Linked DNA regions of Mus musculus: regions 2 and 3 are each linked to region 1. The links are chromatin loops, found by intact Hi-C in ENCODE. Cell type or tissue: left cerebral cortex. All regions are shown on one strand. Each heading gives the region's core, and the rest is flanking DNA. Links, peaks and the distances in the headings are about the cores only.

Region 1 (10,106 bases), core at 777-8,776:
AGGTTGTAACCAAGAAAGAAGACAAGAGATAAGATAGAAAACCTCTAGACCTCACCTTGAGTACGACATAGAAGGAAAGAGATGGGGGAGCAAAGCCAACAATGAAGGACCCCCAGGCTTCAAGTGACTTCCTGAAGGTTTAGCTCATCCCCCACGAATTGGGCTGAGAAGAGAATGAGGAACAAAAGTCCACTTTCCTAACCTCCAAAGTCAGTTGACTAGCTATTAGAGTAGCTGCCTCACCTTAACATCCAAGTGCCTTCAGGTTCACACAGGGCTCTGATACCAGAAGCAATAGCACACGGTGTGGTAGGCATAAAAGAGGATACCCTTACTCAGGCCAGCATCTCTGCCCATGCCATGCCTGTCCTACCACCTTGTGAGAACCCTACTGACCATTTGTTTGAGTTGAGGCCAAAGCTAGTCCACACCGGGACTAGTCCAGCACAGCCAATCAACAAGGAGTTCTGTTCTCAGCTGAACCTGGATGCTTATGTCAAGCAGTGCTTTGTACAGCTTAAAACACCTTTCTGGGGTCTACTGTCACATGGCTGCTGCTGTTGTTCACCATTTCGGTTTGGGCCTTTCCTTACACCGCCCCCCCCCCACACACACACACAAACATTTGTAAAGCTTCTCAAGATGGCTTTTGCTGTCATTTGCCGGATTTTTGCATACTTCTCAGTCTACTCCATTGACATTTGAATTGGCATTGGGTCATTTGATCAGTGAACTCAGAGGAGATTCTCAGAGTTTTCCACGGTGGCTTCAATGCTGACAGCCATGCAAAGAGAGTCTCTGTTAGGAAAGGGAAGCCTGAGTTTGAGTTCTGGCTCTTTGAATATAATGAAACAATCATTATTAGTCAGTCTGTCTCTGAAATAGGTATAAATGAAGATAGGAAAATCAGTCCTGGAATATTGCTGGCTTAAACCACTTTGTTCAGAATTTCATCTGTGTCCCTACCCCAGTACCTGATATGTGTTAGGCCCTCGTCAAAGATGGCTGAGTTACCGAATACTGTTTTAGAAATCAAATAAGGTAATAAACAAACAAACAAACAAAAACGCTCCATAAATTCTGCAGTAGAGTATTCAGGGAAGTGTTATTATGGCACAGATGGGGAATTCATGGACTGTCCCCAAACTGAAGAGTTACTTGGCTATTTTAAGATGTTGGAAGACACTTTCCCAAGTGTATTTCAAGTGTACATCAGTTGTGTGGTCCAGTGCTGTAATGCAAATGAGGCCTGTAAGAGAGGCAGTGTGCTATCTTATTAGAGGTAAAAGGAAGAAAGGCCTGGAATGTTCCTTAGTAGAAAGGCATAAAGCATAAGAGAGGAATCTTGTACTTGCTTGTTAAAACAAATAAGATTTTTTTTTCCTGCAAAGGAATCTCTCCTTTGGAATGTAGACTTGAAAAGGAATGTTGCTCCAAAGAGTGACTATTGATTTCCTAAGAGGTTCCCTATTTATTTATTTATAGTTTCACCAGGTCTGCAAAATGACTCGAGGCAGAATTTGTCAAAAGTGACCCATCCAATTGACAATGTACTAATCAAATCCTGACCTCAAAGATGGTGGTTTAAGGAAAAGTGGTATGGTATGTGCAAACCTCACTACGCATGACACTCAGAGCTAGTCACTTTCCTGACACAGCTTTCCAATCACCGAAGGACTGAGAACAGTGGCCTCTGGCAAGAAAAAAATCCAACAGACAACAAGAAAGGAGAAGGGAAGGTGTACCCACGTCCTGCTTCACCGTGGCGCTTCTCCCTCTGGTTCCTGCCATTTCCTCATCTAGCTGCTTCTTTGCCTTCACATTCTGACAAGTTCTCTTTCCTAAATGCATTTGTTGTTGTCCATCCCCAAAACACTCAATGGAAAGGATTCGAGCAAGTCTAATAGTCTTCTAGAAACTCCTAGAGGGCCCATCCGTCCCAACAGGACTCAATGCAATGCCTCACACAGACAGCTACTTGGTAATGTAGGACGTTGATCAGTAGGGAACCTCTCCTTAGGAGTTCCTCTTTCCCAAAAGCCCTCTCCCAGGAGACTCCTGAACTATATCTGTAAATATGTTGTCATCTCTCTTTGGCTTCCCTTTTCCCATGTTTCCAAGGCAGTAGCAGCAAAGATTAAAGGGGGCTGGGCACACTGTGTAGAACGATAGGTTGCTTCATTGTAGAGAGTTCATCGGGCTTCAGTCTAAATTATCCCATGTTGTAAGGATATGAAAGAGACCATCAACATGCCACACCCTGGGTTCACAAGGAAGAGAAATACATAGCTCCCATTTCTTAGAAGACCTTAGAATTGTTGGCAGATAGACTCAAATACACACAACCAGCATGTAATTTTTAAATTACAGTAAATATTGTCTGCAATTTATATATAAATTATTAAATATGTAATAGACTCACATCTACAGTATAGCACTATTAGGTGATATATTTTACATAGCATATGTTGTTAAATATTATAATAGAATCACGTACATAGTCCTCCAAAACCGTGGGGGTCATGCCAGGTCGTGAGATCAAAGGCAGCTTCAGAGAATAAGGAACATTTGAACTGAGCCGTGAAACAGCGTAGGCTTTCCCAATGGCAGGAGCCAGGAAGAAGGGCATTCTAAGCGGAGGAAATAACAAGTTTAGTGACAAAAGGGGGTGGACAGATGTCACAGTGAGAGGGGACAACAATTCATCTGGAAACGCTGGACCAGTAAGTATTTCCCAGAAAGGGCCCTGGGAGTGAAAAAAAGAAGTTCTATGGTTGGTAAGATTGGAAAATGCATCCTGTTTAGAACCATGGTGTGCAGGTGTGATCACCAAGGGTTGTGAGGGAGCAGTTGTGACGCCACCTAGAGCAGGACGGTGCCGTAGTCTTGAGTGTGGAAAGGGAAAGTACGCAGAGAAGGACAGATACAGAAACGCCTTAGAGGGGGGACATGATGATCAGAATTTACTAACTGAAAAAAAAAATCAAGAAATGGATGTCAAAGAGCAGGTTTAAGGTTGTTAGAGTGAGTGGGTCTCAAAAGGAAAAATTGGAACCTGGAGATGGTACCGTGGACTTTGCTTCAGCTGTGTTAAATGTGAGTTAATTACAGAGCAAGCAGCTGGAGCGGTCACGAGGAAACGGACAACTACAAGTCCAGGATCCTGAAGTGATATCTTAATTCAAGAAAACCGTTAAAACCTCTGCATAGCTGTTGGACTACGTGAGTTCAGGGTGATGGCATACATGAGCTCAGGGTCCCTTTTGGCCCCGGATTCTTGTCCTCGAATGGCCAGAGAGACGCAAAGTTTTACGAAAAGAATGTGGAGTTGCTTTGTCCGTCGGCTTACTGCATCCAAGTGCATAACCTCCTGCAGCTGGCCATGAAGTTCTGCCCACAGAAGGAAGCGTGGCAGCTGCGTGCATCCCAATGAAAGGAAGTGGTTTTAAACAGAATGAATCCAACTTCTAAAATGTTGCAGTGACCCCATTAAAATGATTCCCTTGCTGTTGGTCTGGCTTTATGAAGAAGAACTAATGAAAGCTTGGTGTATTCAATAAAAATTACAGCAGGAATGAAGGGACTGCTCAGGGCTTAGGAAAACTCACTGCATTTCCAGAGGACCTGAATTCAGTTCCCGGCCACCGTTTTAGACAGCTCACAACTGCCTCTGCATCTGGCTCTGTGGGATCTGATGCTCACTTCTGACCTCAATAGGCACTTGCGTGCATGCAGTCCACACAGCTCAATAGGTACATAAATAAAAATAATTAAAAAGAGAAATCTCGGGAAGCTGAGCACATTTCTTTGTTTACTTCTAGACATCAGTATCACCTGCTTGGAGTAGAAGGAATGGTGCTAAAAGTGAGGTGGCTGAGCCTGTCAGCAGGACACGTTACCCTATGGCCTTTTGAGCATTATGTATCATTTAATGTATCATCTATTAGGCCATCTGTAAGACATGGATGATGACAGGAAGGATTCATTGGCTGGCTTTGTTTGTTTGCTTGCTTGCTTATTAAAGAGAATGCTGGCAACAGGTGCTTCTTGTTCCAGACATACAGCTAGACTGTTGTCCCATCCTCATTTCACACATGAGGAATGCAGGACCCAGTGGGAACAGGTGACTCACCCACCCTCAGACAGGAAGCCAGGGCACAGCTGCCTGACAGAAGTTCAGTGTTGCAGGGATCCCAAGGGCCAAGACTCAGGGTGAAATCAAAGCTGTGTGATAGCTAACACCAAATGTCAATTCGACCAGAACTTGAGTCGGTATGGAAACGATCCTTTAAATAAGTCTAGATTTGGTTCATTGAGGTGGAAAAAGACACCCTGAAAGTGGAAGGTATGATTCTATGGGCTGGGGTTTCGATTTGAATGAAATGAGAAAGTGAGGTTGAACATCTTTCATTATGCCTGCTTCCTGATTACAGATGTAATAGGACGCATCGCCTCCTGCACCTACCCTGCCACCATGGCCTGTGTACTCTGGAACTTTAGGTCTAAATTCATACTTCCTCTGTAGGTCACTTTAGCTGGGAATTTTATCACAGCAGATAGAAAAGCTACTAGCGTAGGTTGGAAAGGAAATGTGGAGCAAGTAGTGAACCTGTGTCAGTCAAAACCACCAATGTCAAACACATGGTGCAGGTAACTTTTCCCTCACTGCCTGTCCCCTATGTCTATCAAATGGAAATTATGCATTTGTCATTTTCAATCACCTGACTATATAGTTTTCCAGGTCCCATCTACTCAGCTCAATGACCTTAACACACACCAAAACATGTACTGGTAAAAAACATTTTATGTTGCTATCCTCCAGCGATTAGATCTATCGATGTCATCGTCTCTCCTATGTGCTTTCTAAGTTCAGGGGCTTACGTTGTGCTGGACAAGCATCCAAGTGACAGCAGATGTAGTTGGCCTTCCTGAGCTTGCTTCATTCTACCTCCCATGGTTGGAGTTCCCATCTTTCCGTAGTCTCTGTTTCTTGCCTCCCTGTTTCCACAGCATACAGAGTCCAGACCTTTAATGGCACTCAGGCTCCGACACCGGGTCCCATTCGTTCATTCCAATTTTCCATGTTCTTCTTCCTCACATATACACTAAATTTTAAGCTATACCCAGACTCAGTGTTAAAGTCTAAATTCAGGAGGCCAAACTGGCTTGTCTACCTAGTAGGAACCACTAGAATGTTCCTCTGTTCTGCCACACCCTCTCAGTCTCAGACTTGCCCTGTTGAAAGCATCACCTTCCTCGTAGTTTCAAAACACGTGCCCTTGCCTTCCTCCTACCTCCTTAGATGGCCCTTTGCCAATCTCTCTCTGTGCCCTGGAGTGTGAGCCTGGAGGAACAACTTGCATTACTTGAGATGAAATTAGATGCAGATGCTAGAAGGGAGTAATACTATAGAAAGAAGCAGAAGAAAAAAACAAACCAAGCATACAAACAAACCACCAGCTTTTGGCTTCCGATGAAAGTATGTCTACATAGCTTCAAATCAGAGCTGTGCGGCTGGTTCTCCAGAGTAGCACCTGGAACGCTGTTTACCAACCCTTTCTCTTGTCTGTTCAGTTGCTTGCGATGCTTTGAAGTCTGCAAAAACTACTATCTCCAATCAGAGCTGGGTTTCCTCTCCAGACAGGAAGACTGCCCTTCAACAGAGAAGCTATGCTTCTATTTGTGGTCTGACTATAGCTATGACTCATCCAGTCAAGCCAGAGGCTGTTTTGATCCTTCGCTGTCCAGAGTCTGTTTACAGTTGTAATTTTCTCTCTTTCCTTTCGTCTTGCTCTCTCCACTCTTCTGAATTATCAGAAGAGTCATACACATTTGACAAGTAGAACCTGTACAGGAGAGAGTATTACAAGTGAACACACTTTCTCATGACACCCACAAATAAATGCTTGTGTTTACAGGTCTGATGACGGAGTTCCAGTAATGACTTGGCCTTTTTTTTTTTTACTTGATTAAATATTCCCCTGGGCCTGCCAGTCTGGACTTCGGTTATTTAACGAGGACGTTGGAACACAACCTCAAGACGTCTGCAAAACTGACCTTTTCTTAAGGTTTACTCCCAGAGCAAAGTAAAGCTTGCGTTAGACTGGATGGCTCCGGGATACCAGTTTGTAATTCACGCTCCTCAAATCCCACCAGAACCACGGAGAACCATGGGGCATATGATGGAAATTCCACGTTGCACTTGGAGAAATGGAAATTAAAGAGGAGAAGGCAACTTGTCACAAGTCACAAGAGTAGTCACAACACAACAGTGTCTCACTGAAGGGCTTGCACTGAACATCGATCAGCTCGAGGTTGACTGTCCACAGTGTACAAACTTCCTGGGTCATTTTATGGCACTGCTATGCACTCTCTTCTCTTCTGCTCAGGAATGTCACTGGCTAGAGGGACCATGGACCAGAGCAGGTAAAATGAAAGACAAGCACAAAACTGACCTATTTTTTTAAGAGCTGTCTTACTGTTAGACTTGGACACGATACAGAACACTCTTAAGAGCCATGAGTGATCTGAAAGTGTACCACCTCAGAGGCGCCACACCTACCTCCTCTCCTCTAGACCTTCATTTTCAGACCATTCTCTACAGTAGAGTTAATTCACACTTACATGAAGTTTGAAGGAGAAACCAGAATCACCAAGAACATTTTAGCTATAAGGACTTTGTTCTGCTTGGGAGAATTATTGTATCCCAACTATGACACCTTATTTTCTTCAAAATAGAATTCAGCTGACACTTCTCAACTCTAATATTAAAGATTATCCTTTGGTACAAATTTTGCACAAGCTCACTGTAGACCATTCAGAATGCACACATATATTTTTTACACAGAAAGAAAATAATTTGTAAACCAAAGATCCCTATTTGCTACACCTATATTTAGTTAGAATCAAATTACAATAATTTGTAATTGTGTTATAAGAGATCTCCAGATCATTGAAAAATAAAATGTATACATGCACAGCCACACACATGAAATTCCCCAGTAGAAAGCCCTGAACTTTAAATGTAATCTTTTATAGAGTAGACATGGCTTATCAACAGCTGCCCTTTTGTCACCTTCAGGGTTAAGATCGATCGTGTTGGAGGGTCCCTGAGATCCTTCTCCTCAGCTACCACAAAATAAGTAAATAAATAAAAAAGGAAAAAACAAAAACAAAAGACAAAACCGATGAACTAGCTGAGGGTGTTATTGTCACATTTTAATTATTGCACTGCAACAAAGTGAAGAATTTGAAAGGCTTGGGCAACATGGGATAGATGGTTACTCTGCTTGCAGATGTGGAGCATTTCAGGAATTGCAGCAACTGCGGAAGTGGCAAAAGGGAAAGTGGAAACCCTCCAGAGTCAGACACGTTAGGTCCGCTGGAGCTTCAAATCCTCTGCTCAGTATCCAGCATCCTTACTAAAAGTGCTGTATGCCGCTGAGTCTCAACGTCCTCTTCTCTCAAATGCAGGCTCCTGAATCCCTTCCTGTTCCTCAAACTCAAGCCACCGCCTGCATTATATCAGAGTATAAATGACTACTCGGGGCATTTAATGATAGTGCTTAAATGCAGGGTTCAAGCCCCAACCTCATTAAAAGACTATTGTAGCTAGAATTAAACCCTTTGAGATTTTTATGGTGTTCGTGTAATGAAGTTGGTATGTTTATCAGCATTAGGGGTGTATCCTAAACAGTTCACATACTAATCTATAAACTGTTTCTTAATGCAGAAAGAGACATTCCATTCATCTATACTTGCACCCCAGGAATTACCAAGAACTTTGCTAGTCATTTTAATGCTGTTATTTAGTTTAATTATTTACAGTGTGCATGCACGTGTGTGTGTGTGTGTGTGTGTGTACATACCTCTGTGTGTTCAAGAGTGTGTGTGTGTATACGTACATGAGTGTTTGTGTATGTTACTATGACACCTCATTTCGCTCTAATATTTGAGTAACTAGGATTATTTGAGCCAGTTTTAAAAAGTGAGACTCCAGACTGCAGGTTGGATGAAACGCCTATATAGATGTTAATTCTCGTGTCTTTAACAAGAGACAACATTCAAATACACTGAAACCTCATCATTGCTCCCACATGAAAAAGAATCACAGGTCCTTAAAGCAGCAGGGAGCACCTTGAACCCGCCCCTTCTCCTCTCAGTTTATCCCGAGAAAAAGGGCTGTGAACTCAAACCCTACATGGTCCACATGTTCACCATAATCATCTAATTGGGGGAGCTTTACACAACACATGAGCATGCTACAAGGGGCCCGGAGATGCATCATGACACAGGACACTGCAACAGTCAACAACGGAATCATTATCACTTCAAATTTAGCCAAAAAAGTTTTACTATGATTCTCATAATGGCTACCTCCAATGTTTCTCTTTGATTTCTTGGTCTTCTGGAATCACTTGCAGATCTCTCTTGTCCAGAATGCCCCATATAGAAGCAAGTGTTTAGTCAATACCAGGGAAGTGTATTATCTTCATTGCTTCCCTTCAGAGACTTGACACAGTCCAACTTTTATTGTAGATAAAATGCTCCTTCATATTTCTGTTGATCAGAGAACAAAACACTTGGAATTAAAATAACTTAGCTTAAATAAGGGCTAATGCAAAGGTTTCTTCAGACCAAAAAAAAAAAAAAATCAGTTGATGAACACAGAAAATAATGGAAAATAAAATTGACACAGTAATAATAATAATAATAGTGTTGAACAAGATCACTAGAAGCTAAATTTTTATTGTATCTGAGGATTTAAGTACTTGAATAATAAAGGTTTATGCAAAACAAGACATTTTTGTACCCGCATTGTCTCATCTGAAAATCAAACAAAAGAGAGAAAGAGTAATTTACAGTTACAACATCCAGTGAAAGACATTCTACCCAGGCCATTAAGATTAATGACACTATTAGGCCTCAACACATATCCTGAGAAGAACAGATCTCGTGTCCTTCACAATACCTTTAACATAAACATGATAGAGCAGGAAGCAAGCCAAGTTGGATGACATTCTGCCGAATGACTTCTCAGTCCTCATCATGATGGAGAAGCAGGATGAAATGTTGGAACTGCTTCCTGTAGCCGAAGGTGGGGAAACAACAGGCAACATGCAAGGCTGAATGGGAAAGAGTGTTTGCCTAATAACTGACGAAATATGAATGAAGTGTGAACTGCAGTTAGCCTTAGTAGAGGAGGCTGATTTCTTAGCTCTACCATTGTTCTGTGAATTTGTAAAGTCCAAGATGCCAATGTTAGGAGAAGTCAAAGAAAGCCATGCCAGTGCCTGCTCTCTGCTATGTATATAATAAATATAAAGCTATCAAATTTCAAAATACAAAATTAAAACAATAACCGTGCTTTGGTGCCAATAGCAACAGTCGTCACATCTTTAGGTAAGTCCCATGACAGCTCTCACCTTGCCTCTGATCTGTGGGAACAGCGCTTCTATCACTGGGTCACTGGGAAATAAGGCAAGGATTGTGGGGGCATCATGAAAGCGATCAGCTATTTTTCAAAATATAATTTATTAGCCCGTCCTTTCCAGAATAGCCTTGGTTACCAAATACAATATAGAAGACTCAGATAAATTTGAATTTGCAATAAAATATAGTTAGTTGAGGCATACTGATTTTAAGAGATATGGTATTTTTAACTTGAATTTATATTTAATGGGATGTATAGTATTTTAATTTACCAAACCTGACAACTTGTCTACCCCGTTCCTAACATTCTATTCTGTCCTGTAAGACAACCTCCTCCTCCTCTCTCTTGTCATTATACAAGACCAAGGACTCCAGTACAGGATTCCATTCGGACACCATGATAGCTGATCTCCCAGAGAGATGCACAAAGATTAATCAGCCACATGACCTCGATGAATACAACTCACCAAGGAAACATGAATCCTTGGGAGTTTTCTTCCTCTGATCCAGTGGCAATTTTGCATGATCTATTTCAATTTTTTATGATATTTTCATGAACAAATCTCACAACATCCCAATGATACAGGTGCCCTTGAAATGTTCACTTTGTGAGATAAGAGCTCCCACAACTCATAGAATGGTCCTAGTGAGTGTGCCAGCTTGCCCTTCCATCC
Region 2 (10,106 bases), core at 787-8,786, 270 kb after region 1:
CTCAGGGGGTATCACCATAGAGGTGATCACAGAGACCCATGGCTTCTCACAAGATGACACAGACATGTGCAATCTCTTAATAATCTGCAGCAATATGATACACATATACCACCTGCCACTGATAACTAGATGGTTGTGGGTTTCCATGGATATTTTTCTAACAGGGCCTTGTGTGACAAGGGGTAGGTAAATACCCACATCTCACACTTACCAGCTAGATTGCTTTTGGCAAGACACTTAAGGATTCTGAACCTCAGCCTTGCTTCTAGGACAGGGCTATTAATAACCATCCTCCCAGGGCTCTTCTATGTGTGAAAGCAGCTTGGAAACTCTCTCAGGAATTTTATTATTTCACAGCTTAGAAATCCACCCATAGGTGCTGCCTACCCAAGGGCGGATAGCAGCCTCTGGCGACAGGGCTCTCAAATTCAAAGCTGATACAGAAGGGACAAAAAACCCTGTTCTTCCAAAGGCTAATGGTTGCTAGCTAAACTGTAACCCTGGGCAACAGTGAGAGAATTTATATACTTTTACATAAACCATAGCATCACCCAATCCCTTTCCTTAAGAACAGTATCCTTTTGTACTGAAGAGCTGATCAGAAGTAGTGAGTTTAGTAACAGTACCACTGAATTTTGTTTTTGACCTTTTCTTTGTAAAAGCTGGAGAATCGACAGTGATGTTTCCCAAATTTTTTAAAGGTCATTATCAGTGGATCTGATAAATGAAACAAATTGTTCACAAGACAGTTACTAAGGTAGGGCATGAGGCTATATGATAACTGTCAGAACATTTTGTTTTCTGGATAGAAATACACCAACAAAACTTACACAAATTCTAATATCTGACTGTTGGAAATCTTCTTGACTTTTTTTAGTGGGTGCTTAAATTTGAAGCACTTGTACTCTTCAGCTAAAAATGGAAGTTGTTTTTAAAAGTAATACAGCGTTAAAAAACAAAACAAATACAGTGGAAGAAGAAAAAAGGGGAGGCCAGGATTTTATTATGTTTCGTGGGTTAGTTTTGAGAATCGAGGAAAAAACAGAGCCGAAGACTGGTTTTAATGACCAAGGTAGCTGAAACAACAGGACTTCCTCCCAAGCTGATGAGTTTCTTGACACAGGCCCTATTTAAGCAAACTTCACCATGCAGCAAGGAGTCGTGACGGAACTGGAACACCAAGTAAAGCAGATGGCTGGGAGCCTTAACTATGTTCCTAGAAGAAGAAAGACGCAGAGAGAGCCCACTTGTTCGTTTTTGAGGGTTCAAAAGTCCAGCACATTTGCTACAAGAGAGGAGAATGTAGTGTGGTCCAATAAAAATGCATTTGCACCAACAAAGACCACAGGGTGCTATTTCCTACCTATACTGTATGGGTTTCTTGTGTCTGCCCAGCCACCCCTCCTCCGCTGTAATCGTGATGAGAAGAGATCAACAGTCGGTTTTCTTGGTGCCTTTCCCCTCTCAAGAAGCATGAATATATGAAAGTTTTCCCTGCTATGAAGACTTCTGAATCCATACCCTGGCCAGGGCATCCTTGCAGAAATGAGCCTAGGTTGTCCTTGTGGGCCTTAACTATGACGTCCCAATGCAGTCAGCAGTAAGCAAGCTCAGGTGTCCTCACTTCCATGATCTCCCTGAACTCCCACAGAGGCCTCTGTGAAGAGGTCTTTCACATGCCTCACTCATTTCTAGGAAGAAGTCTGAACTGACTATTGGATCTTAATGCAGTCAGCCTGAGCCTCTTAGATCCAACAATGGCCGTTAAAACAAAATCAGTTAAGGAACTAAGATACTGAGGGGACAAAATTTAAATCATAAACTCCACTTTTTTGTTTTTTGTTTTTTCAAGATAGGGTTTCTCTCAGCCTTGGCTGTCTTAAGGGGAGTATAAACTGATCACAGAAGTTGCTTTAGACACAAATATTAGTAATAAATGGATGAGTTTAAAACCAACGACTAATATTGGTGCAGAACTTGCTAAGTGTCAAGAACTTGTTTCTCTATCCATCATGGAAATACAGACAAGTGTTATCCTTGAGAAGACGGTGCGAAAGGGAAAGGACTTTATGAGGCAGAGAGGGCTCTTGTAGATGGAAAATGCTTTAGCTCACTTCCTCCCTTCCTGAGGACTCTGATTCTATTGGCATCAAAACCAGCAGTGAGATATGATTACAAAAATCAGCCCAGAAGATAAAGAGGGCTGTATTCTCAGCTTGGCTGACCTGTCTTTTCCTAGCTCTATCATTAGGAGGGAATCCCCTTCCATGGAGGCCACCAGTGGCCCTAGAAGGATTCATATACCTTTCCCTTTCAATCTGAAGCAAAGTGCTTTGATCTGCCTTGACAGACAGTAGTAGCTGGGTCACAGAGTAGATGCAAAGAGAATCCGGAAATAGTCAGGAAACTAGTAGGTAATGTCACTGGAATCAGAAGATAACATGCACTGTCAATAAATGACAAGCTGAAGTACTTGGTGGTATCAAACCCACAAAGGTGACGAGTCTGGAATTTAGGAGATTTTATGTAGTTCATCAGGTAGCCTGGGTTGCCTTGAGTGGATTCCACACTGGCCATCATATTCATTAATAAATGCTACGGCCATCGGTCATGAAAGCAATAGAGAAGGCAGCTCTTTACAAGGACCATAGGTCTGTACACCCAGGTACAGCACCTGAGTATATGTTCAACAAGACCTCCTAGCACTTGGCTTGAGCACAAGGTGACATGGTGACATCTGCATTCCTAATACAGCATTCTGCTTTTAGGACTGAAAGCTGAAATTAGAAGTTATGTTCAAAGACAAGTTCATGGAGTACACTGGCAGCTATTTAACAATATCCTATTGGGGCACAGGAGATGACTATCAGTCAGATGAATTAAGTTTTATCTTGTCCCTAAGTGGATGGGTAGCTTGGAAAATTTAGCTCAGCCATTGATCCTAAGTATTGTAAAATAATTTGAGTACTTGTAGTATGGTAATTTTTAATAAATGCTATGAGACAGAGCTACTTATCATCCTGCCTAGACCCTGCTATAAAACAAATACCAATCAGAAGCAAAGAACAAAGATTTGAGCATTTTTTTCCCAGTAAGATGGATAAAAATATGTCCTTTACAAAGATCTCTACAATTAGTCATTATGCATGGCGGCTAACTAAAATATTGTCTAAAAAACTTTGCATAAGGAAGAAAAAATTAAAACAGAAAAGTAAATTCGTATCTTTCTATTCTGTACTAAGGGAAAATATGCCCACAAAATAATGTATACTCTACAAAAAGAAAATCCTAGTGCTGAAACTACCCCTTACAAGTACTGAGTCAATTCTTGTTGCCACAAAGAAAATTATCAAGCTCATTGCAGTGGGACAAAATGATGTTCTCTTATTAAAAAATATTAAGCTGGGTAGTTATGGCACACGCCTTTAATCCCAGTATTTGGGAGGAAGAGGCAGGTGGATTTCTGAGTTCGAGGCCAGCCTGGTCTATAGAGTGAGTTCCAGGACAGCCAAGGCTACACAGAGAAACCCTGTCTCGAAAAAAAAAAATTAAGTATTTTGTGGTGAAAGTGACTTTGAGTTTAAAAACAGCATCCTAGGAACAATAATATGAACTAACCAGTACCCCCAGAGCTTGTTTCTCGAGCTGCATATGTAGCAGAGGATGGCCTAGTCGGCCATCAATGGGAGGAGAGGACCTTGGTCTTTCAAAGATTCTATGCCCCAGTATAGGGGAATGCCAGGGCCAGGAAGCAGGAGTGGGTGGGTTGGAGAGCAGGGGGAGAGGGGAGGGTATAGGGGATTTTTGGAGAGGAAACTAGGAAAGGGGATAGCATTTGAAGTGTAAATGAAGAAAATATCTAATTTAAAAAAACAAACCAAAAAAAAAAAAAAACCCACAGCATCCTAGTCTAGCCTTAGAATGATCACTTTACATATAGGTGAGGAATATACAGATAATTTTAAAGCAATACCCCATTAGCTAAGACCCTGATACAGATTCATTAAAGTACACCTGAAGGAGCACCCCTCCCTCTAGGAATAAGCACAAGCTAAAGAGTATGTCCACATAAAGCAGTTTTGTTTTTTTTTTCTGGCTGGTAGGTATATGTCCTGGTAGCCATTCTCCCTTAATGAGTTCATAGTGCTGTTGTATCCTAACTAAACTTACTAGAAGGCCAAACAGGGCAGCATTAGTTGGCACAGTAGAGAGAGAGGTTAAAGGGAGGCAGGAAAGGAGAGAAGAGGAGAAAGCAAGGGAGCGAGGGGTGAAACACTTGCATTAGATCACAGTAGCTTTGTCCAGATTCATTTTAAAGGTCGGAAATAAAGCCATACTAGCCAACCTCCAGCATCACAAGCAGCTTCATTCCAATGACCAGCCAATTAAGTCACGTGGCCTGAAATAGTCAAGGTCGTGCCACGATGATAACTTGCTCAGAAATCAAAATTGTTTATCCCTAAGTCAAACAAATAATACAATGTAAAAATGTGAGTGCAGAAGGGGTCCGGCAGGTGCAAGTCTCTGCCTTTAGTATCCCCCTAAACTCAGGGGGAGACCAAAGCCTAAGGACTAGTAACAGCCGACACATCGCCTCAACCGTGAGCATGCTCGCATATGTTAGAGCTATGAGGTCCATCCAAACTGGTACAGTAAGATGGAAGTGTGTTCTCGTCCTCTCCTCTCTGTCTCTCTGTCTTTTTCTCACCGATCTTTTGAGATTGGGGTGTGTGTGTGTGTGTGTGTGTGTGTGTGTGTGTGTGTGTGTGTGTAGCATTTCCATTACTGAGCAATAGTCATAGAAGTGTAAACAGATTTTTTTTTAAAAAATAAGGCACAATAGTGGATTGCTTTTGATTGTCTCTTGTGAAAGCACACCAGAAGAGCCATCCCAGGACAAGGACTTGAGGCACATTTTGCAGAGGTATCTTTTTCGGTTGCTGGTTTTCTACAGATGGCTGAAGCGGGGGTATGGAACATGCTGTCATATTTCATTCATAACACACATGTACTGTAGCTGTAGGCAACAGATGGACAATCACTTGTTTAATCTACAAATGTGAAATGCTAAGGTAGAATGGCAATATTTCTAGAAATGTATATGGGGAAAAAAAGCCTTTCCAAGCCAAGAGGGATGGTGAGAGGCTGGGAGGTTACATCAGCGTTTCTCAGATCTCCCTAGCAGCTGCCATAATTTCCCTGACACCCTTCAAAACTTGAGAATGGAAGGATCAGGGGGCAACCGACACAGATCTGACAAGAGAAGCCTAAACCACATCAAATAGAAATAACACTGTTATTCCTGACTGGTTCACATTAATAGGATTTGTAGTAACTCTGAAGATGCTTGGTAGTTGTGTTTTCAGAATCCTGCCTATTAAAGCTCTGCTGCAGCCTCACAGAGCACTCTCCCCTTCCAACGGCCCAAATGCAAGAGAGCTCTTTATGGTTAATATGTTCCACACTGTTCAAGTCCAACATAAAATTGTTGCAGCATTTTTAGTGTTTTTAAGTTCATGTCCTTAATCAGCATATAACCCACGTAGCAATTCTGACCACAAGTTGTTCCTACAGGGACAGTGTGCTATTGACAGGAAAACATCCACATCTTTGAGCTGCAGAGGTGGCAGGATTTCACTAGTACTGAGGCCATGAGCTAGGATTGGGAGGGTGTATTTTTGAGTTCTAAAGGCAATGTTGTTTGCCAATCAGACTCCATATTGAGCCAGGCTTAGATGGGAACCCAAACAGCTATGAAATCTTACTCTGGATGGGAGGTTTAGCTGTGGTAGAGCACTTGTCTATTTTACACAAGTTTCAGAGATCCATCCCTACCACTCCAGAAATAGAAAGAGAATTATTTTAAATGTTCTCTGCAGAGCTCATGATGGTGGGTTTTTTCCTTTCTTATATGTTTCATTTTATACAGAATAACCAAATGTTTGTGCTCTTGATATTTAAACAATTCAGGTATAACTTTATAAGTTTTCTGTTACAGACATTATATCTTTCTATTTATGTATTTAAATGATAAGTAAGGCAATATATCAAAAGGCAATGCATATAATCATTAAGGTAACAGATCTTTATATCTCTACAGTAGGCAAATCTTTATGTAGATAAAAGAGCAAAGAGCAGAGTATTTAGTATTGCTTAAGTCAAATGCTTAGTAGAAGAAAACGAGAAAGCAATGTAAATTATATATTAAAGTAATTGGAGAATAATGTGGTGGATACTTTATTGCATGAGACCTTGTGAAAGAAAAAGATCTAATCCTAAATATTTCTGTATATGAGTATGTGCACATTCATTATTATAAAAGTATAAGTCTATATTAAAAAGAAATTTACTTTAAAAAAATCTTTGGTAAAGATCCTCTGAGGTGACTCAACAGGAAAGCACTGGGTAGGCTACGAGCAAGGGAGCTCTGCCCTTAACACCTCAGGGAAGAATGGGCAGCATTTTCCTATAAATCTTGCATGTAAACATCTGGTTACAAGTAGTTACATGTAACAAACATGGAGGATGTTATTGCTCTATAGTATAAATATTACATAAACTCTTCCTCTGCTGTCTACATTTCTAGACATTACTCCTGCCCCTTACTTATACTGCACTCTACTTTTGGCTTAAAGACATTTCCTGAAATATTTCACGGTGAGCATTTTAGTCAGTTCAGGCTTGTATTCACCTCGACTGTCTGTTAGCGTTCCTCGAGGTCACCAGCACAGGTGAGCCTTTGATTTGCAGCACAGGGATTCAGAGCTAGAGAGCGCCCACTGAATTCTGAGATCCACAGGCTGCCTCCATGAATCTCAAGAGAAGAGAAGCCAGGTGAGAGCAGGGGGCAAGGGAAAGGCCCCAAAATGCCAGCTTTGGGGATTCTAACAGGCAAACTGCCTGTGGAGAAAGTCAATAAGCCACAGACTGACCCAGAGGGGCTGTGTGACAATGGCCTAAGGGCTTCTTTTAATCACTTTTAAGATGACTTCTATTCAAGTAAAATAAACTTTATGGAATTCCTGAGGCATGGGTTGCAATTTTAAACATGCACAAGTAATTAAACAGGTTTTTTTTTTTTTTTGCTCTAAATGTTAAAATTAAAACTGTCAGACTAGAAAATCATCATGTCATAAAGATTAAAAAAAAAAGAAAAAGACACGGAAGAGCTGGGGATGCTGGGGTGCCAGGGCACATGCCGAGCACATGAGGCCCTAGTTCAACTCCCAGTACTATATAAAAGAGATAAAAAGATATTTGTGGAGTTTAAAAAATTTAAAGTGACTATACTTCTAGAACGGTGTTAGCTATAGAGGGACCTTTATATTATTATTTATACCTTTCTGTAATATTTAAGGTATTCCATAATTTAAAGGTATATATCTGTAGAAGATTTAAAGAAAGCTTTGAGAAATCTCATTCTGAGATACTGACTTTACAATAATGGCCAACTGCAACTGCAAAGCGAGGTGTCTCCTCTTAACGAAGCGAACTGGCTCCAGTTGGCAAGCAAGTGTTTCACTGGCTAATAAGAGTTCGCATAAAGATTCCAGGCAGGCATTCCGCATATTTTTACCTCAGAAAGACAATTTGGTTTTCAGCGATTGTCTTTGAAAGTGTGGTGTGAATGTCACGTTGATGATAGGAAAATGTCTCCTGCAGTATGTACTTGAGTTACAGAGGATTGTAAGAATAATAAACTCTGGTTTCACAATCTTTCCCAGCTTTTTTTTCTCTTTTTTAAAGAAGATGAAACATGGTCCTATAATTTCATTTTATGTGTCCCGATTTGCAATTTTCAGGCAAAAGAGATTTAGGTTTGGGTCACTATAAAGTGAAAGAAAGAAAGATAAGAATTTGATTCATTTTAATACTTATCTTTCTGAAGATAAATATTAATTGCAGTAACCATGCTTATATATTAGGTGAAGTTTCACAGTGCTTTAAGGATGAAGAGTTGGATAGATTTATAAATGTACCAAAAGCAAGCCTGACAGTCTTATATCCAGAGAGTGTGGTGAGCTAACTCTCAGGGTGGGATTGTGGAAATACAACGGGCCTTCCAGATACACCTAGAATTCTGCCTCTTTAGCACAGTGGTGAAACTTGGTTTTATTTCCCCACATTTTAGATATTGGCTAATCAATGTTTTCCAATGAGCCTTGACTGCTGAATTTGGATAGTTGCAGACTAAAGTGGGCTCCTGTTAACTTTTTCAAATAAACTCTTTATAGCTTAACATAGAAAAATATCCCCCTACCATTATTTTAGCAAGAGACGTCAGGGGTGTAGTGCAATGGGAAACTTCACCTTTTCAATACCTGGTAACAGAATGACTGCCTTTTGTAGCCACAGCCAGAGGAAAAGTGACAGACAGGACAAGACTTAAGGCACCTGCAGGCTGGCACATTCACCCAGGAAAAATCATGTGACAGCAAATACCACACTAAAAATCTATTCAACCACATGAGAAGTGAGACAAACATGAGGATTAAAAGTCTCAGGAATGCAGAAGTGAATGGGACGGAGTATAATCTGTGCAAAAATGTGGAAGTCCTTGGAACAAAGGCTCACCAAGGCCTTGCATGATTAAATGTGAAATGTGTATTTGGTAAGAACGTAGACAAATCGTATTCTCTATGCGCTTCTACAGAAAGGTTAATAGCACATGAAGAACAGAGACTATCCTAGTGGTTGAGCTATGCCTCTATTTTTCTACTTCTTCTCTTATCTTTTTCTTGTGTTGCGCTCTTCTTGCTGGCATGCACTCGGCAGCTGAGCTGGCTATTGACTCTACAGGTCAGTGCTTGCCTTGGCCGTCAAGACCCTGATGCGAGCCGAGTTGCAGGTCTTACAGAGAATGTGTCCATCCAAGGGGTAGCAGCCTTGGTTGTCTCCTTCGGACAGAAGACCACCACAGTCCTAAGGAAATGAAGACAGTGATGTAAGTGAACTGAACTACAGGGATAAACCCACTTTCCCCGAGCCTCTTAAGAGGCTTTCATAATGGGGACATTGTACCCCAACACTAGTACAAGTAGTAGCAGATTGTGAATGAAACTAAATTAGAGATTAACAACATAAATGCAATGGTAGCCAGGAGTAGTGGCACATACCTTTAATCCTAGAACTCAGGAAGCAGAGGCAAGTGGACCTCTATGAGTTCAAGGCCAGTCTAGTCTACATAGAAAATTCTAGCCAGGAAAGACTAGATAGGAAGACCCTGTCTCAAAACAAAACAATACAAATAGTGTAAAATGACTCTTCTAATCACCAAATACAAAACATAGTACAAAGAAGAAAATGCCTACAGATCTCAGCTCCCGGGGTAGCTTTCTCTCCTAAACAACAGTGAAGAAAAAAAAAAGCATCCCCTCCCCCAGCCTACCCTCTGTACTCAGTTTTAGGATTTCTTCAGAAGAATGGACAGGAACAAGAATAGAAGTTTATAGCTATTTAAATAAAAGGAAAGTGATTTCTGTCATGTAGAAAGGCTACCAGTGGCTTTTGCATATTTACTGCAATAGTAGCAAGGACATAAAATTTCAAGAGCTGGGAAGACTGATAATTGGTAACATTTTCCAAAAGGGATAGCATGGTGAAGAGGAATTTATGGGAGACCAGGAGATGAGCTCCCTGGGTGCCATTGTGAGGTTTGGCACGGTCTGTGAAGGCTGCACACAAGAATGAATACTACTCTGGAAATAATTCAGGCATTTTCTCCCCTACTGAGCTTTTGGGATGGTCAAGGCACATAATGGACATGAATGAGCAAAATGCAAAGAGTCACATTCATGTGAAATATGGTGCTGCTGTTGCTAACTGTGACTGCCTGTTCTGTAAGGTGTTAGGTAGCACTGGAAGCCAGCCCTTGCCTTTAGAAGAAATGGGAGTCTGCTTGGAAAATAATCAGAGTCACATTTAGCACGGTGTGCCTTGCTCACGTTGACAGAAGCTGTCACAGGCCATGGCTGCTGCAGAGTTACCCTCTGCTCTCTGAGAGTGGCAAAGAGATGAATGAAGCCAGGCCTAGAGCTGACAATAAACTCAGGGTATAAACAAGGCTGACCCAAAGTGCCACAGCAGACACCATTATGATCCACAGG
Region 3 (10,106 bases), core at 1,286-9,285, 430 kb after region 1:
GACCTGGTGAAAAGAAAGGAAATTGTGTTTTCCTTTCAGTGTTGTATAATTTTGATTTCATATTAACATGCCTCAGGGAATAAAATATGTATTTACATAAAAATTCTGGTAACGGCATTTTGAAAAGTAATTAAATGAAACACCAGATTCTAGCTGCTAAGGGCTCCATCTCTAATGCTAGGGATATGATAAGACCTAGGCTGTCTACCCTTCCAAACATTTTTATTCACAAGCTTCCAGTGAGAGGCCCAGCTCACCTACTCACTACATCTTCTGGATCTTACTTAGCATTGTACTGGCTAGAATAACTACAAGGACAAGGTTAGTGTGCTCAAAAATGTCAAAACCTATGCTTTCTTCTTTTCTGCTCATCTTTGACTTCCAACAATGTCCAATGGTGAATTTAGCAACTAGGCTCCAAAGTTTTACAAGCCAAATAGGTAAATTTTTAATAACCTGCTGTTCATATTAAGTGTGCTGGATGGAAATTTAGGAGTAAGGTTCAAACTTTTCAAAGCTTGAAAAGTATACAGATTTATCTGGTAGAAGACTGTTTATTGATATAAAAATCAAATCTGTCTAGGATACTGCTTATATTACTCTACATTGTTTGCTTTTGTGATATAGTCCTGTTTTGTAACTCATAATGTTCCTGACCTCTGGATCCTGCTGTGTGGGATTTCAGACATTCACCACTACACCCCAAATTATGATTCTGATGGTATAATACCTATGTATCTAGGAGTATAAAACCAAGACTGTAGAATATATTATTTAACAAGTTAGTTTGGTCAAAAAAAAAATTCTAGGACAAAGGCTCAAAATTCCCATGACAAGTGGAGGATGGGCTTCTTGTAGATGAAGAGATACAGCCTGAAGCTAACCAACTTATCTTATCTTGACAACTTCAAGCCAAGGGTCCCTTGAACAATGTCACAGCTGACTGGGAATGGTGTGCAGGGAGGTTTCCAGGTCCATGTTCACACTGTAATTGTAATGTCTCTGCATTTAAAAATTAAGATTTCTTGATACACAGCCCAACTATGTATGCACTTACATTGGCTTTATCAAAGTGCCTATAAATATATACATAAGTAGAGTCACAAATGCAAGTGTCTTGCTCTACACTCTCAGGCCTAACTCTGTAAGTATTCACACTCTGAACATATTTCAAGGCTGTTCCCTGCATTTGCAGTCTTGTGATTCACTTCTAGATTAGGAAATAATCAGGGTGTATAGTCAAAAACTCAGGCAGGAAGGCAGATGGACACAGCAGCCCTTACAAACTGTTTCCCTAGGATACCAGGCAGAAGCAGGATCTTAACCAAGTATGGAACTGGCAGCCGGAATTTGGAAATAGAAACTGAGCTGGGGACTGGTGGGAAACCCCAATAATCCATCTTCCAAATGATGTACAGGAGATGACATCTGAGTAGGGGGCATGCTTTGTGGGGTGGAGTTCAGTAAGTCTTAGAGAACAAGTGTTTCCCCAAATGATAATTTCAGTAAAAAGAACCACACACAGCTTCCAGCAAGTCTTCGTAGCCATTTATGAGAAACGAAAAGAGAAAGAAATAAGTCTACATGGAGAAACCATGTCCAAGGCCTGACTCATGGTCAAATGCAGAACCAGACTTGTGAATCTGCATAGACTAGACATCCCATTACCTTATTACCATCTGTCTACCCCGAGCACCAAAATAGGCTTTTACAGAGTTCCTGGGCTACTCACTGCATTTCCACAGACTTTGAAACATCCTACAGAACTTAAGATCTCTTTTGTACAATTTTCAGTGACTCACCCTACCCACATGCACTTTAGATTAAAAGCTAATGTTACTTTTCTCTTGTATTTTATCAGATTATTTTAACATTCCCTATGAAAGACAGAGACAGGGAGATGGGCAAGGAGACAGACTCTGGTCAGGAGGGATCTATGAGTGCAGGTGCTCATAAAATCCAGTAGAGGGCGTCAGATCTCCTTGGGAATGCAGTTCTGGCAGTTATGAGCTATCAACCCTGGGTGCTAGGAACCAACTCACATCTCCTTCAAGAGCAGTGAGATCTCAACTGCTGAGCCACGTAGGACATCATTTGTTCCCCACAGCAATCCTTTTAAAGATTTTTCAATTGTGTGTGTGTGTCTGTCTGTCTGTCTGAATATGGGAATATGGGAAATGAATATAGTTCCCTTGTATTTTACTGTGATCTCAGGGCACTGTGTGCCTTTTTCTCATTTACAAAGATGTGTTAAAGAACACAAGAGATAGTTTCCCAAGAAGAGAAAGTGACTGTGCAAACACCTACACTATGCGGCCAATTTCAGTGTAAGGGTTCGTGTGTTCTAGGCACAGGGCTTAAGGCCGCCCTTCCCTGGCTGTGGTGTTTGTGTCACCTCTCTCCAGTGCTGAACCTTGGCTCCCATCTCAGTAAGAATGGTATTCCATTAGGGTCTCGTGGCGATTAGTGACATGCTGTAATATTCAATACAACTTAGTCATCAATAAAGGCTTTACTCTGCTTCCTGCCATGAGCTACAATCAGGACGGAAGCAAACTTCTACTAGTACCAGGCTCTCGTCTACATTAGATGGGTCAGCTTTCTCTCTTCCCACAGTCTTTACACTTGCTGACATCCCAATAACAAATGTCATGTGGGTGCCTGGTCCAGCAGAAGCTATAAAAGACACCAGAGCATGGAGAACCTGAGGAGGAATTAAGAAGCCTCGGAAAGTGTGAAGTGAGGGATGTATGGTATGCATTTGTGTGCACTGACACATGCCCATCAGGAAGAGTGGGTAAAAGAAAGCCCTATTCCCTGAAAGTCACACCAACCGCATTACCCTTGGATTGAAAAGTCAGTGATTTCCTGCATATGCATCACGCATTTAAATTTGGAAGCAATTTTTCCTCGTGAGATAGTTCATGCATTGCTATTAATATAGAAAATTCCCAGAAGTCAGTGAAGAAAGGTTATGGATCTAGAAAGCTAGGGTTCAAGTTTTTGTTTGGCCACTGTGTACCTTTGAAACCCTGAGCAGGTCCTTGGGACTCAGTTTTTTAACTTGAAAAGACACAAGATACAATATGGACTTTATGCACTTTGGATGATTATGGTGAAGCCTGAACGAGGTAATAACTTGATTCCTTCAGCTAACAAATCCTCCCTGAGCTTTTCCTTCTTGCCAAGTGCTGAAGTGAGGCTCCAGCAGCCAACATAGCAGCTTCTCCCTTACAGAACTCAGCTTGTATATGAATGTGTGAGTTTGTTCAATATAAGCAACACACAGACACAAAATGGATACACATACACATTTATACTACACACTTATGTGCATAGCATAGGATAAGTGCTGAACTACACAGAAATGCACGTAAAAGAACTTTGTAAACAACAAAAGGCATTCAAGTCCAAAGTGCCTATTCAGCTCCACATAGTAGGACAGGCCTGCATGCAAGGATTTGGGAGTTTGAGTTTTAAATATTATTAATTCAAGTCCAGCCTGGGCTACATGACATCCTGTGACAATATCTATTAATATTGTTATAGTAGGGATTGCAATATAAACTTTTCTAGAAGTAATCCATCCTTGTGTCTTCCCATAAATGTGTACTTTTTTGAAAAGTACATTAGGGGGCAGACCCATAAATGAATCAGGTAAGTTAGAAGTAGATCTGGCCTTCAGAAGGTTTATAGATCATAAAGACAAGGTGCAAAATAAATTCATACTGTCAGTGATATAAGTCAATACAAGGAAAGCCATCTCAAAGAGTGTGCAAATACATGGCCATTCTTGGATGTGGAGAGGAGACTTCTGGAAAGAAAGTGCAGTTTCAGGAGCAGCAAAGCTTGTCCTGGCCACGAAACAAGGCCTGGAGACCCTAGGTGGTTCCCAGTGCACAGAGGGAAATGCAGACAGCAGCGATGGCATAGGGTTCTCAATTTAGCTCTTTAAGTTTTGGCCAATGCAGGAAATCTCCTTGTTCCAGCCCCCAAGTTGTAGCCTTCACTAACATGGAATAAGATCTGTGTTTCTTGAACATAGTTTTTCTAATTTCAAAAAAAGTTTCTGGTAACTATTACAGAGGCTCTATTTTGGCCTCCAGAATGGAGACCCTTTCAAAGACAGTAAGGAAATAAAATGAAAAAAATAAAAAAGTTTGTTCCTCTCCATGGAGTATATACACTAGTCACTTCCAAAAATACAATTGTGGAAAACTGAAGCTTTTCCTATGAAGTAAATGAAGCATATATAGTTTTTCTCTTTGTTGGTGGACCGCGAGTACATTACTGTCAATTTCTACTGCACAATTGTGAAGACGCTGGGGTAAGGAATTATCCCCAATTCCTGCAAGCATGTGAAACATGAAGTTTGAGAAGTATGCTTTTTGGCTTCCCTTCAAATACCCTTCTTATGATGAAGGGTGTGAACTGGAAATAAAGATGTCTTCGTTCATCAGAAAGGCTGTGAGCATTCTTGCTTGGTAGTCCAAATAAATGGCTGAAAGCTGCCAACTGTATGCAGCTTTGAGTCACTGTGTTGTTAAAGCCACCGAGAACAGAGACAATCTAAAACGATCTGATTTAGGGATGGCCTTCCAATTGTTGTGATAGAAAAACAAAATCTGCACGGAGCGAGGGTGACAGTATGTAGCTGTCACATTTCAAGACATTCTAGAGAACTAGAAAGAGGAGGAAAATGATGGTGGAGATATGGAAGGAGGCGGAGAAATTGAAGCAGCAGGAAACACAGTCTCTACAGCTCTCTTTGTAAAATGGTGAAAGCAAAAGCCTTCCTCTGTGACTGATGCTCGGGCAGGCTTGTCTCTTACGCTTACAGCTCCTATTCACCAATGAGTCAAGTGCCCATTTTGTTGTTATTTCTTCCTCACACCAGAGGATATTGGAACCAATAAGCAATTGAAGGTGGTGGGGAAGACTGTGAGAGGCCGCTTAGTCCCAGCAGAGAGGACAGCTGACAGCCTGAGGGGAGATGAGAGAAGAATGACTGAATCTCAGCAGAGCATATTAACAGATGGTCATGGTGGTGACCTTGAGAGAGCAAGGGCTGCAGATGCTCAGAACGCCTCTGCTGGAGAGAGAGCAGAGTGCAGTGTGTTTAACAAGGAGCCCATCCAACAGCCATGACTGTTATTAACTTTGTGTCCCATAGAGGAGACAGCTTGAACATCATGTACAAAGTGACCATACGGAATAGAATGTGACACATTTATGGTCATATGCAAATTCACCTGCTCCTCAGTATTCAAGTTAGAAGTCACAACTGTATTGGGTTTTCTACTTATTTCTCCCAAGCCAAGAAATGACCAGCCCCCATGTTTACTGTGGGGAAAAGTTAAACTTCCTCCCTCCATCAGATGACTCACAAATTAATGTCTCTAGTTTGGTTCTAGTTGCCTTTCCTGCATCTTTTTCTCTCCTTAAGATTCAGGATTAACTTACTCTTGACATGTCTACAGCTACAGAAATGTATAATGTGGGGCTGGAGAGATGCCTTTGTGGTTAAGAGCACCCATTGCTCTTCCAGAGGTCCTGAGTTCAAGTCCCAGCAGCCACATGGTTGCTCACAAGCATCTGTAAATGGGATTCTATGCCCTCTTCTGGTGTGTCTTAAGACAGCTACAGTGTATCATATACATAAAATAAGTCATACAAAAGTAAATGTGTAATGTACAATGGAAAGACAAAGAGCTTCATTTGCTACAGTAGTGTATAAAGTGTCTCAGCCACCCATTCATTCAGCCCCTTATTCAGAGTGGAAAAGACCTGTTGTTTCAAGCCAGCAATGTGGTAAAAGGGCTTGGTAGAGAGGACCTCTGCAGATCCTGGAACTGAACTATAGTACTGTATACTAGAAACAATAAAAAGTAAAATAATTATTTCTGGGAATTTTTCAAATAGCTTTTCATGTTTCAGTTGGTTGAATGGTAACAGTTCAGAGTTAGGCACAGGAGAGTCTGCCATTCCCCAAACAAGCCCTGGTCTCTTAGTAAACTATCCCAGAATCTTACCTAGACTCTGAGAAGTGGAAGACACCTGTCTGACCCAAGCACACTTCGAGCTCAACCCTGATCAAACTGAGTAGTAACTGTTGTGTGTTCTCTACTTGCTAAACTACCTAAGAAATGAGAGCAAAGCCGGGCGTGGTGGTACACGCCTTTGATCCCAGCACTCGGGAAGCAGAGACAGGCAGATTTCTGAGTTCGAGGCCAGCCTGGTCTACAAAGTGAGTTCCAGGACAGCCAGAGCTCTACAGAGAAACCCTGTCTCAAAAAAACAAACAAAACAGAAGTGGGAGCAAACAGTGGGAGATTAAATATTTTTGAGGTTTGCTAGAACCTGCCTCTTGTTTGGGTATCCTGAATTACCTAAATAATCTGTAGTTGTTCCAATAATTTACAGTTCCCTCTGAGTAATTGTAAGATATTGTTTTTGAGTAGTTATCTTCAAGAGATATACCATCAGAATATGGTAATCAAGGCCATATTTTCTCACAAATGTTTGTGGTTGTTGTTTTGAGACAGGGCCTCTCTCTGTAGCCCTGGTTGTCCTGGAATTCTCTCTATAGACCATGCTGGCCTCTGACTCACAGAGATCCACTTGCCTCTGCCTTCCAAGTTCTGGGATTAAAGACATGCGCCACCATACTTGGCTACTCTGCCTTTTCTCCTGCTTTTCCCTAAAAATTATATCCTAGTCACCCATGTAATCCACACAGAGCCCAACCCAGAAGCCAGTGAACCTTTGCTGTTTCTACTCTTCTCCTACGATCACACCCATGGCAATGATTAAACCTGAAACTGGCTTGGAGGATGGAGAGAACCCCGATGCACAAGACACAAAGGAGGAAAACTCAATGCAAAGAACTGAAATGTATGGTTCTAGGGAGCTTAAGTTACAAGGTGAGGATTCCACACCTCTTCCAATGCCTACTGGCCAACACATTCTCATGTAATGGAAAAGGACAGCCTACTAAGAGCTTTGGACTCTGTCTGTACCATAGAGTGCAGCTTGAGTGTGCACTCTAATGCCTACACGGGCATGCTGCTGTCGAGACTCAGTGGTGGAGGCAAGGCTACAGTTTTGGCATATTGGCTTCTAAATTTGACACATTTTCCCACAGCACTCTGAACAGAGCATATACGACACAGGCCTGAAGCATGTCTAATTGGTTGGGGCCATTCAGGGTCTTTCTTTCTTACTCTTTTCCCCTCCTGGGTCCACTTTCCTTCAGTTTTTATAAAAAGGAATTTTGTTGAGAATGTCATAGTTAAGCACTATATCTCTATTACTCTATCCTCCTACCAACTCCTTCTGTGCCCCATCCAGGTTCGTTTTTGATGCTTAGTTTTTGAACAGAAAATAAAGCTGACTGATGAGACTGATGAGTGGCCACTAATGCTGCTCTGGCAGCAAGGCATGCCCAGTGTGCTGCAGCCAACAGTACCAGAGTCGGAAGTGCTATTTTCAATCCTTCTATCTCTTTAACTAAGGCAGAGCAGAGCAGGGTGAGTCCTATCCTTTCATGCTGAACAAGTTACTCATTTGTGATGGCTAAACTCTGACATAACTGGAAGAGGGAACCTGCACTGAAGACACGCCTCCATCACTCTGATCTGTTGGTATGTCTGGGGGGGGGGGAGTGTTCTTGATTGTTAATTGGTGTAGGAGGACCCAGACCACTACATGCAGTACCATTCCTGGGTCAGTGGGCTCAGGCTATATAAGAAAGGTTGCTGAAAGCAATCCCGGGGCAAGCCAAGAGCAGTAGACCTCCAAAGTTTCTGTTTTAAGCTCCTGTCTTTTCTTCCCTTGATGGAGGACCAAGATGAAATAAACCTTTCCTCTCCATGTTGCTTTTGGTCGCTGTGTTCATCACAGCAAGAGGAATCAAAGGAGAACATATGTTTAGCATGTCGGTATGTAGATGTTGCTTTAAACTACTTCTAGATTACATCTGCAAGTCGATAAGCATAATGATTTGAGCCATTAGTATCAGAAGAGCCATTTTGCCATTTCATGAAGAGAAAGAATAGAGACCTTGCAATAAATGATCTTCAGAGTTCAAAGCTTAGTTTTGCTAACCACAATGGCACAATGTATTGAGTATTTCTGGTTCCAGATTTGACTTTATCAGATGAGATGGCATTCCACTTAGCAAGGAAATCGGAATTTATACATGAGGAGTGCTTACCCAGCATTTGATGCAAAACAGCTGCTCATTCTGTTACCTTTCCTTCTTATTTTTACTAATAGCTCAATAGTTAGTTAATTCCGCTGGAGTTTGGGTACCTCAGCATTACCAAAACCAACTGAGGTTTCGAAATGAAAAGCTTCCCGATGTAAATTATACTGCAGACTGTGGTATGTTAATGCATGACTCTATACCCAATGCAGGCTGCAAGGGTGGAGAGATAGGGCATTTTTCTATGTATATAAAGGGCGAGAATAAAAAGGACTAGGACTATTCATGAAATGCTGAAGTGTGGGGCTGGAGATGTAGCTCAGAGGGAGAGTGGTTGGACTAATGAGTAAATAGCCCTGAACTAGATAAATCCCCAACACTTCAAAGATCAAATAGAAACAGTAATTATCAAAAATTAGTGAACATTTACCTAGAGTGTTCACAGCCATGAAGTGGGGAAGTGTGTTTGAGGATGGGAGGAACGATTATTAGGAGCCTCCTGGGCAAGGGGTACAACATGTCCAGGGAACTTTATAAAATCATTGTACCTCTGATGTCCTAGAGGGTACTTATTGTAGGGACACTAACCAAGGATCACTGCTCATGAATGGGATGGTACAGTTGGTATGAAACCTTGCAGGTAATTCCAGAAGAGCAAGGGTACCTAACTATATTTCTGGAAGCTACAGTGTTTGTTATGACATGTCTAGTGAATATAGTTCCTGTCTATACTAACTTGTGGATGGTGCTCTCTACAACATAGAGACAACATGCAAGGGTGGACATTCTGTTACTCGTCTTCTGGTGAGGGAATGTCACTCGAGCGTCCATGCATACAAGATAAGGAAATTACAATAAATGAACAGTGAGCAAGAGTCTCTGCACTGAGACTGGGTTGTGTTCCAGTCTGCTTCGCTTCAGAAAAGGCACAGCTCCCTGCCATTTCCCATCCTCAACAGGCAGAAGAGCAACATGCTACAGGGACATTTCCTCCATTCTGCCAAAAGGACAGGAAGGGCCACAGAATGCAGACTCTATGAGGGAAAGAACCGGCACTATCTATGCTTTCAAATAGCAGCTGGCATGGAAACCCTGCCTAATGGCCCAAACACCAGAGTTTAAAAATCACACAAAGACCTAAAATATAAGTCTCCTTATTTTCAATATAAGTTTATGTGAGGGAATATAACGTTCTTGGACAAGTACTGAGATTGCAGAGTATTGAGCTGTTCATAACTATTTAGTAACTTATCTAATACTGATGTGGGTGGATGGTGTCTTCACCATTCTCTCACATTGTTATACAAATCCCCAGTCATTTATGGGACTGTGCAATCCCCTGAAGGCACAGGGGACCCTGGAGCTATAAAAGAAAATACAATTCTTCAGAATTTGTCCACTTCACATCGCATTTCTCCTGGTTAGAAATACATATCCTTCCACTTGGAAAAAACAAACAAACAAACAAACCCAAAACAACCCAAAACACCATGATAGTTTAAAATATGTTTGTCATTTATAGGGAAGTTATTTACAAGTTACTTCCTTTCCTAGAAAGGAGAGGTCCCACTCTACCTATATGATATCACATATTATGGGTTCTCAGCAAATAAGGTAAAATGAGATGGAGGGGAAGTAAAAATATCAATTAATTAAATAAATGAACTTAGTTTAAGCTATAGGTGTAGAAGCTAGAATGTAGATTTGTATGAAGCAAGAAGTGACTCCTTCTTAGATAGATAGATAGTCCTTGTGTGGTGACTCAGTGGCTGTGATTCCTCTCCTGAAATCCAGTTCTAGAAGAGAAAACTGCTGTTGTTTTTACAGCAGATCCAGAAGTAATGCTAAGCTGTGCTGTCTAAGCAGTTGAACAGAGAACAAACCAGTGAAAACAAGCAAT

What was found. Peaks named below come from ENCODE experiments on the same cell type or tissue, not always from the same donor. Only the 100,000 strongest peaks of a DNase experiment are listed, where the experiment ranks them.
Region 2: it touches region 1 in a loop (3-fold over the local background); 2 of 42 quality-filtered maps call a loop at or near these places.
Region 3: a loop joins it to region 1, with 4 times the contacts of the local background. A loop is called at or near these places in 4 of 42 quality-filtered maps.

Annotation. Positions count from the first base shown.
Region 1 is chr16:25,244,569-25,254,674 of GRCm38, reverse strand. No RefSeq gene overlaps it. Among named protein-coding and RNA genes, the nearest start is that of Tprg, 37 kb to the left of the region's middle. In left cerebral cortex, for the core only: no CTCF peak of the experiment used is centred there; DNase peaks (open chromatin) are centred at 5,358 and 5,683.
Region 2 is chr16:24,978,009-24,988,114 of GRCm38, reverse strand. Lpp (LIM domain containing preferred translocation partner in lipoma) reads right to left here. Exons shown (of 13, transcript NM_178665.5): 13 at 1-8,922. The coding sequence ends at 8,794. Among named protein-coding and RNA genes, the nearest start is that of Gm52245, 42 kb to the right of the region's middle. In left cerebral cortex, for the core only: no CTCF peak of the experiment used is centred there; DNase peaks (open chromatin) are centred at 1,192 and 5,089.
Region 3 is chr16:24,814,252-24,824,357 of GRCm38, reverse strand. The region is part of intron 8 of Lpp (LIM domain containing preferred translocation partner in lipoma); the gene reads right to left. Among named protein-coding and RNA genes, the nearest start is that of Mir28a, 8.6 kb to the left of the region's middle. In left cerebral cortex, for the core only: CTCF peaks have their summits at 1,962 (motif pointing right) and 5,098; DNase peaks (open chromatin) are centred at 1,289 and 1,677.